Linked DNA regions of Mus musculus: all the other regions are linked to region 1. The links are chromatin loops, found by intact Hi-C in ENCODE. Cell type or tissue: left cerebral cortex. All regions are shown on one strand.

Region 1 (2,500 bases):
TGTAAAACAGTGTCATAAAGAGAAGCCTACTGTATGCGAAATTAAACCTTCCACCCCATCCTCCCGCCCCAGTGGCTCCGCAGCTCAGCGCCCGACTTTTCAGTAAGAAGTTCTTCCACTCAGCCCTCCCAGAAAAGGAAAAATAAAGGGGTCTCTGAGCCATCACAACTACAGTCACCACTGTCTCCTTTGCCCTAGGCAAAAGGTTAGCAATTCTGCCATAGGGGGCAGTAAGCATAGCAGCTGGGTCCCCAAACCCGGAGCAGATTCCCTAGCCTTGGTTTCGCCTCCAATCTGAACAGAAACAAATACAGGGTCTACTTAGGAATCAAAAGCAAAGTAAATGGCAATGTATTCTCCCCGTGTTAAGGACTAAGGTTCCCACTAGAATTCCCGCGAGCCTAAGTGTGTGTTTGATATGTTGAATGGATCTAGTAAGAGTCACATTATAATTGAAATCATCAGTTTCTCTGCAAGTGTTTTTTTTTTTTTTTTTTACACCTCAAATCGTTCCATCCCAGAGCTCAGCCAGGATCATCTGCTCTATTGGCCATCCAGTTTTAAGGGTGGAGCAATTTCAGACCTTTACAAGAGACTGAAGGTGACAAAGTCCCAAACCAAATTCCCTGAGTTCTTGCCCCTCTAAGCCAGCAAGGCAGACAAAAATTAGAAAGCATAACTGATGCTGAGTGTTTTCCTCTGCATTAGGAATATGGAGACAAACGGGGCAAATTCAGATCCAGTTTTACAGCAGTTATATTTTAGGAGAGGCAAAGACAGTTGCTTACAGTCAACTAAATCAGTATACTTTCATTTGGCAGCTAGTGTCCTAAAAAAAAAAATCTTCCAAGCTTTGGAAGGGGGCTTTTTAACTAAGGTTTAAGGTTTAAGCTGTGTTGCAGTAGATGCCGCGAGGATAAAAACACCACCTTTTTTCCTCTTTTCCTTTTCCTAAGATCAGAGACTTCAGCATATTAAGCATTTTTTTCCACCACATTTTAAGGTGCCCCATCCTCCAGTCTTCAACTCGATCTACCTACATGAGGTGCCTTCATTATCTTACTAACTAGCTCAGCACCAGTTAAAAGCTATTGAAAACGGACTGGAAGCTGGCAATGTTGAGCCACTAGGTGGGGGCGTTGACCAGGATGGAGCAAGAGTGTGGTTGAGGGGCAAGAAAGCCGGGTGGATGCCAGGAAACTATTTTCCTGCTACTATACTATCATTAGTATCATTCGGGAGCTAGGGAAGATTGAGGGGCGTGTTCAAGAGGCGGAAGGAGGGAGAATATTAACAACTATGGACAGCCTTCTTATTTCTGTTTCCGAAGCAGGAGACTGAGAAACCGCCTTGGTGTTGGGAGAGAAACAGACACCTGTGGCATTCCCATGCATTGCAGCTGATCTGAAGTCCCACACCCTCAGCAGGTTCTACTACTTGCAGGCAGATTTTGATTTTACCTTCTGGTTAGAGCTCTGTGAATATGCCGCTGCAGCACAGAAGGGATTTAGGCGGAGCTCAGTGAAGCACCACAGTTCATTAAGCTAGTTTCTGAATTTCACTCGTAGCTTCCCAGACTTGAAGCATATGAAAAGCAGCTGTTTGCTCAACAGTGCATATTTGTCAAACAAGAAGCTTACCCATTGCTGCTGGGTACCAATTCCTGATGTTTGTTTGGTTGGTTGGTTTGCTGTTGTTGTTGTTGTTGTTGTTGTTGTTGTTGTTGTTGTTGTTGTTGTTGTTCCAAAGTTCCAGGTCTTTCAAGGGCACCTTCTCTCAAGGGCTTCTGTTCAAGAGAACAGTAAAACTTCCTTGTGTAGAAAAAGGTCTGATTTGATGGCAGGACCAGACCAGATAGTGACTGAGTCATTAGTATTGGGATATGAACCACCCTCAAGGGGACTTTCCTAAGCCAGGAGGCTGTGAGGCTCCCTTGGGGAAATTGCAGGTACAGTCTGGGAGGGTTTGATCATGGTCTTATCACTTTCCTGGAAACCAGAAGAAACATGACATAGAACTCATAAAAAATTCACTGTCCAGCACAGTCCTTATCATCCAGTGAAAATCTCATTGAAAAGTGTCCAAGCCACTGGTCCTAATCACAGAATGTGGGAACTGAATAGACACTTCTTTTTCAGGTCTAAGGCCAATGTTGGCTGTTTTTACTGCCATGTTTTTTTTTGTTTGTTTGTTTTCGTTTTTGTTTTCCCCACATTTATTCTTATTAGATATTTTCTTCATTTATACTTCAAATGCTATCCCGAAAGTCCCCTATACCCTCCCCCTGCCCTGCTCTCCTACCCACTCACTCCCACTTCTTGGCCCTGGTGTTCCCCTGTGCTGGGGCATATAAAGTTTGCTAGACCAAGGGGCCTCTCTTCCCAATGATGGCCGACTAGGCCATCTTCTGCTACATATGCATCTAGAGACAAGAGTTCTGGGGGTGCTGGTTAATTCATATTGTTGTTTCACCTATAGGGTTGCAGACCCCTTCAGCTCT
Region 2 (2,500 bases), 1.0 Mb after region 1:
GTATTTCCTATCCAGCCCACTTTTCAACGCCATGATTGCAGCTGACTGTGCTAACACACCTAGGTCTTTTTTGTTGTTGTTGTTTTGTCATTGAAAAAGTCAATAATATGACTGGGTTCGTTAATATATAAGCATTCTTTCTTTCTTCCCTGAAGTTCACCAAAGTATAGGAGTGTTTTCCTTTCATTAACAGGGATTGGGGGACCTTATGTAAGAAACCACATGGAGAGACTGCCTTTAGACTCTCAGGCTCATACTCTTAGCCTCATTTGTTTCTTGGCTATCTTAATCTTAGCTGAATAACAAAGGTAGTTGACTACCAGTTATAATACTGAAGTTTCTAAGACAGAAGTATGGTGTGAAATAAGCCAGAATGCGGCCAGATCAGCCCACCACTCATTCATTGGCATGACCATCATCTGCTGCTTCATATTAGTAAGATCCAAGCTGTGTTGCATTTATAAACCTCAGTATCTCCCTCCCAAGCATTGATATATGTACAGCATATGTGTGAAAATACATGGGCATGTGTACACATTTATTGTAACAGAAGATAACAATTTATGTTTGTTTTTTTCTTAATTCAAGTTTATTCTTTTATGATTTTTGTGCATGTGTACCATGCATTCCGGGCACACTCATCTCTTCCTCTCCTTACACACCTTTAAGACCCTCAGCCTCCCCTCCCTCCCTCCCACCATGTCCCCATCTCAGCTTCATGGGTTTTGTGGTGTTGTTTTTGTTTTGTGGAAAACACTAATGAAAACTAAACATTTATACCTTTGTGTTAAATTCATATCATATGGTGTAAAAGTGGCATATATTTGAAAGAAAGGCCTGAGGAAGAGGAGTGATAAAGTCAAAAGAAGGCAACAGACTAAAGCATGAACGGGTGCATATCTGTAACTCTAGTACTTGTTAAGCTGAGGCAGGAAAGTCATGAGTTTGAGACCAGCCTGAGATACATAGTAAGATCCAGTCTAGCTTGGGCTATATAGTGAGACCCTGCCTGAGAAGAAAAAAGAAAAAAAACAGGGAAAATGGTGAAACAACTAAGAAGAACTAAGATTACAATTGGAATAGTGTATGGCTACGTTTTCCTTTATACTAGACAGATACTTTCCTAAAATTAGGACAACATTTGGGTTTATTTCATTCCCCTCTATTGAAATAAAGCAATGCCCTCTAGTGGCCAACTTTAAAGTAAAATTCAGCATACAAAGTCAATCTAATTGAACTCTAAAAAGATACAGGAGTGTTGCCTCACTGGATGAATATGGTGAAGAATGACCCATGAATGACAAGAATAAATGCACCACTACATCTGAACAGACATCACCAGGAGGAAGCAGCCTTAGTATTGAAGCCTATGTTCCTCCCCTGTTAAACAGCTCTCACCCAGCTGCGCACAACAGAGGGTAAACCCAATTTCAACTTCACTTGCTTCACACCAGTCTTACACATGTCCCTTCTGAGTTCTGATATCTGCTTAAAATAAATAAGAGTTTGTGTTTAAATAATAAGTAGAAAATACAAAAAAAAATGCCAGCAATCCTTCTCATTTTTTAAATTAAGAATTTTCTTCATTTACATTTCCAATGCTATCCCAAAAGTCCCCCATACCCTCCACCCCCACCCACTCTCCTACCCACCCACTCCCACTTCTTGGCCCTGGCGTTACCCTGTACTGAGGCATATAAAGTTTGCAAGACCAAGGAGCCTCTCTTGCCAATGATGGCTGACTAGGCCATCTTCTGATACATATGCAGCTAGAGACATGAGCTCTGGGGGGTACTAATTAGTTCATATTGTTGTTCCACCTATAGGGTTGCAGACCCCTTCAGCTCCTTGGGTACTTTCTCTAGCTCCTCCATTGGGGGTTCTGTGATCCATCCACTTCTGTGTTTGCTAGGCCCCGGCATAGCCTTACAAGAGACAGCAGTATCTGGGTCCTTTCAGCAAAGTCTTCCTAGTGTATGCAATGGTGTCAGCATTTGGAGGCTGATTATGGGATGGTTCCCCAGGTATGGCAGTCTCTAGATGGTCCAGCCTTTGGTTTCAGCTCCAAACTTTGTCTCAATAACTCATTCCATGGGTGTTTTGTTCCCAAATCTAAGAAGGGGCAAAGTGTCCACACTTTGTTCTTCATTCTTATTGAGTTTCATGTGTTTTGCAAATTGTATCTTGCATCTTGGGTATTCTAAGTTTCTGGGCTAATATCCACTTATCAGTGAGTACATACCATGTAAGTTCTTTTGTGATTGGGTTACCTCACTCAGGATGATGCCCTCCAGGTCCATCCATTTGCCTAGGAATTTCATAAATTCATTCTTTTTAATAGCTGAGTAGGACTCCATTGTGTAAATGTACCACTTTTGTTTTGTTTTGTTTTGTTTTGTTTTGTTTTGTTTTGTTTGTTTTTCAAGACAGGGTTTCTCTGTGTAGCCCTGGCTGTCCTGGCACTCACTTTGTAGACCAGGCTGGCCTTGAACTCAGAAAT
Region 3 (2,500 bases), 1.2 Mb after region 1:
TAGATTGTGTCTAATTTGACCATGTTATTCATGCTTAGGAGAGGGAAAATATAGGGGTGTGTGTGTGTGTGTGTGTGTGTGTGTGTGTGTGTGTGTGTGTGTATCAACAGTGAGACTACTTTAGTGCCAATTAGGACTCGTTTGTATCGCCCTTAAATATGATCCTAACAGAATTATTGACTGCATAACAAGAAAATCACAGTCTTTAAAAACAGGTGTCCTCCTTTCGGATGTCAGCTCTTCCACTGGATTCTACATGGGACCTGAAACATGTTACTTAACTGTTTAAAAATTATTTTCTTTACTCATGGAGATCATTTTACCCTTCCCTTTCCTCCTTCCAAATCCTGTCATGTAACCCTCACCCCCTTCGAGTTTTGGTCCTCTTTTTCTAATTAATGGTGGTAGTAATAATGGTAGTGATGCTGGTGGTGGTGGTGGTGATGGTGGTGGTGGTGGTGGTGGTGGTAGTGTGTGTGCATGTGTGTGGTGTGTGTTCCTAAATATGTAAATACAACCTTCTCAGTTTGTATAATGTTACTCATGTATGATTTCAGGCATGCCCATTTGGTGTTGGATAACCCTGAGAAAGACTATATCTCCCAGTTAGCACCATAGTTGCCTATAGTTCTTTGTCTAGGATGAAGTCCCTTAAGCTTCCCTGCTTCCATGTCAGCATGACCATTGGTGTTTTCCTTGTCTTTCCTTGTCCAGATCTTGTTTAGTCAGCCTTATTGGTAACACACACACACACACACTCACACACACACAAAAAAAAACATTTGGATGTTGTAAATGATAACAATAAAACACTACAATTGCATTTTCAAAAAAGAAACAAATCCAAAAATGCATGACAAAAACAGCTAATGAAGTATTTAATACTTAGAAATTTTAATAAAGTTTTGGGAATTAAAAAAAAAAGTCTAAGAAACTCCAGCTTACTTTCTAAAAGTCAAGATGCCAGAAAAGCACACAAAGAACCTTAGGTTCTTAGAGAGTTAATAAGGGGAAAATGAACCAAAATATAACATTGTGCATAGTTTCTTTAAAAGATAGATGGGAGATCCAAATTAGTACCTTTCTTCTTTTCATTAAAAAGGAAAAATGTCTGGGAGATCAAAATTAGTAACTTTCTTCTTTACATTAAAAAGGAAAAATATAGTCGGTGAAGACAAGCCACTTAGCAACCTGGAGAGTGTTGTACAATGGTGTTTGTTGCAGTCATGGACTTAGCTCTCTGGACCGAGCACTGAGAGAGGAAACATTTGTAATCTCCTACTGCCATCTTATGTACTGTCTTGTCACTGCACAGGACAGAGAGGAAACACAGAGAGCATCTTCTAGAAACTGTCTATCAAGTCCACGCTCTTCACATAAAATTAAATATCTATTACCTTGTTATATAAAAAATTAAATGGTAGAGTCCCATTCTCCACTCTAATAACATTTAGATCTTTTTTAAAAAGCCACTGAGAAATTTACTTACAATTCATTCCCTACTGATTTGTTGAACATCTTATGCTGATCATACATACTATAAGTTTACATCTGATTTACTTTAATGTAAAACTGCATATTAACCAGATGCATGAATCACACAAAGTCCAAAATTTGTAAGTGTATTATAAACAGAAAACAAAGAACAGCTCTATTTTTTTTAAAAGCAAATCAGTGAACAAAACATCAGGATGTCAAACATAAAACCAACAAATTTATACAGACACTTTTAATGTGTCATCTATACCCAATGCCAGCAGTTTATTTTAAAATCACAGTGCAAATGCAAGCATGATTTTTCTATAAAGTCTAAGAACTCTTGTTAAAAGCATGTCTCTAAAAATTACTCTTCAAATATCCTCATCCAATTTGGAAATCCTAACTATTAGAGATATATATGAATTAGGAGTGCTCTTACACACACACACACACACACACACACACACACACACACACACACACACACAAGCCAAGTAATTATGAGTAAGAATGACTCATAGAATAAGAGTTTGTCTCTACAAGAGAAACTGTGTTTCCTCTGATAGTATTGCTGATATCAGTCCCTAATGATCTGTCCAGCTCTCCATTCTACCCTCCTTACACAGGCTTTTGTCTTCCTGCCTGTCACCTCACTGTCACATACAGTTGTTGTAGATGTAGATATTAGGTCAGGGTCAAGGTTGAGGAAAGTGACACAGGACAGACAGCACCAGATGCTTCTGTCCCTTATTGCTGTTAGTCTTGCTGGTGAGAATTAGATCACCATTTCTAGATGCTAGGGGAACTAAAAAAAAAAAAAAAAAAAAAAACTGATTACTCTGTTCATCACCATGAGTCAAATTAGAAAAATGTAAGAAAAGAATAGAGGGTAAAAAGAACCATTGTCTAACAAGAGCAGGTAATAATTTTGATCTTTAATGATTTTAGATCCAGATACTAGACTAAGCAGAAGTGAAAATCTTCCCTTTCTTCCCAAACATATAGTAATGCTGGGCAAAGC

Evidence for each region. Hi-C counts contacts between places; a loop is a spot of excess contacts. Peaks named below come from ENCODE experiments on the same cell type or tissue, not always from the same donor. Only the 100,000 strongest peaks of a DNase experiment are listed, where the experiment ranks them.
Region 2: it touches region 1 in a loop (4-fold over the local background); 7 of 42 quality-filtered maps call a loop at or near these places.
Region 3: it touches region 1 in a loop (5-fold over the local background); 9 of 42 quality-filtered maps call a loop at or near these places.

What each region holds. Positions count from the first base shown.
Region 1 is chr9:81,634,164-81,636,663 of GRCm38, forward strand. The region is part of intron 1 of D430036J16Rik (RIKEN cDNA D430036J16 gene); the gene reads left to right. Among named protein-coding and RNA genes, the nearest start is that of Htr1b, 1.6 kb to the left of the region's middle. In left cerebral cortex, CTCF peaks have their summits at 231 and 1,128 (motif pointing right); DNase peaks (open chromatin) are centred at 235, 1,173 and 1,456; H3K4me3 peaks cover 1,051 bases.
Region 2 is chr9:82,642,914-82,645,413 of GRCm38, forward strand. No RefSeq gene overlaps it. Among named protein-coding and RNA genes, the nearest start is that of Gm35690, 100 kb to the left of the region's middle. In left cerebral cortex, a CTCF peak has its summit at 1,180 (motif pointing left); a DNase peak (open chromatin) is centred at 1,185.
Region 3 is chr9:82,813,458-82,815,957 of GRCm38, forward strand. No RefSeq gene overlaps it. Among named protein-coding and RNA genes, the nearest start is that of Irak1bp1, 15 kb to the right of the region's middle. In left cerebral cortex, a CTCF peak has its summit at 1,287; a DNase peak (open chromatin) is centred at 1,276.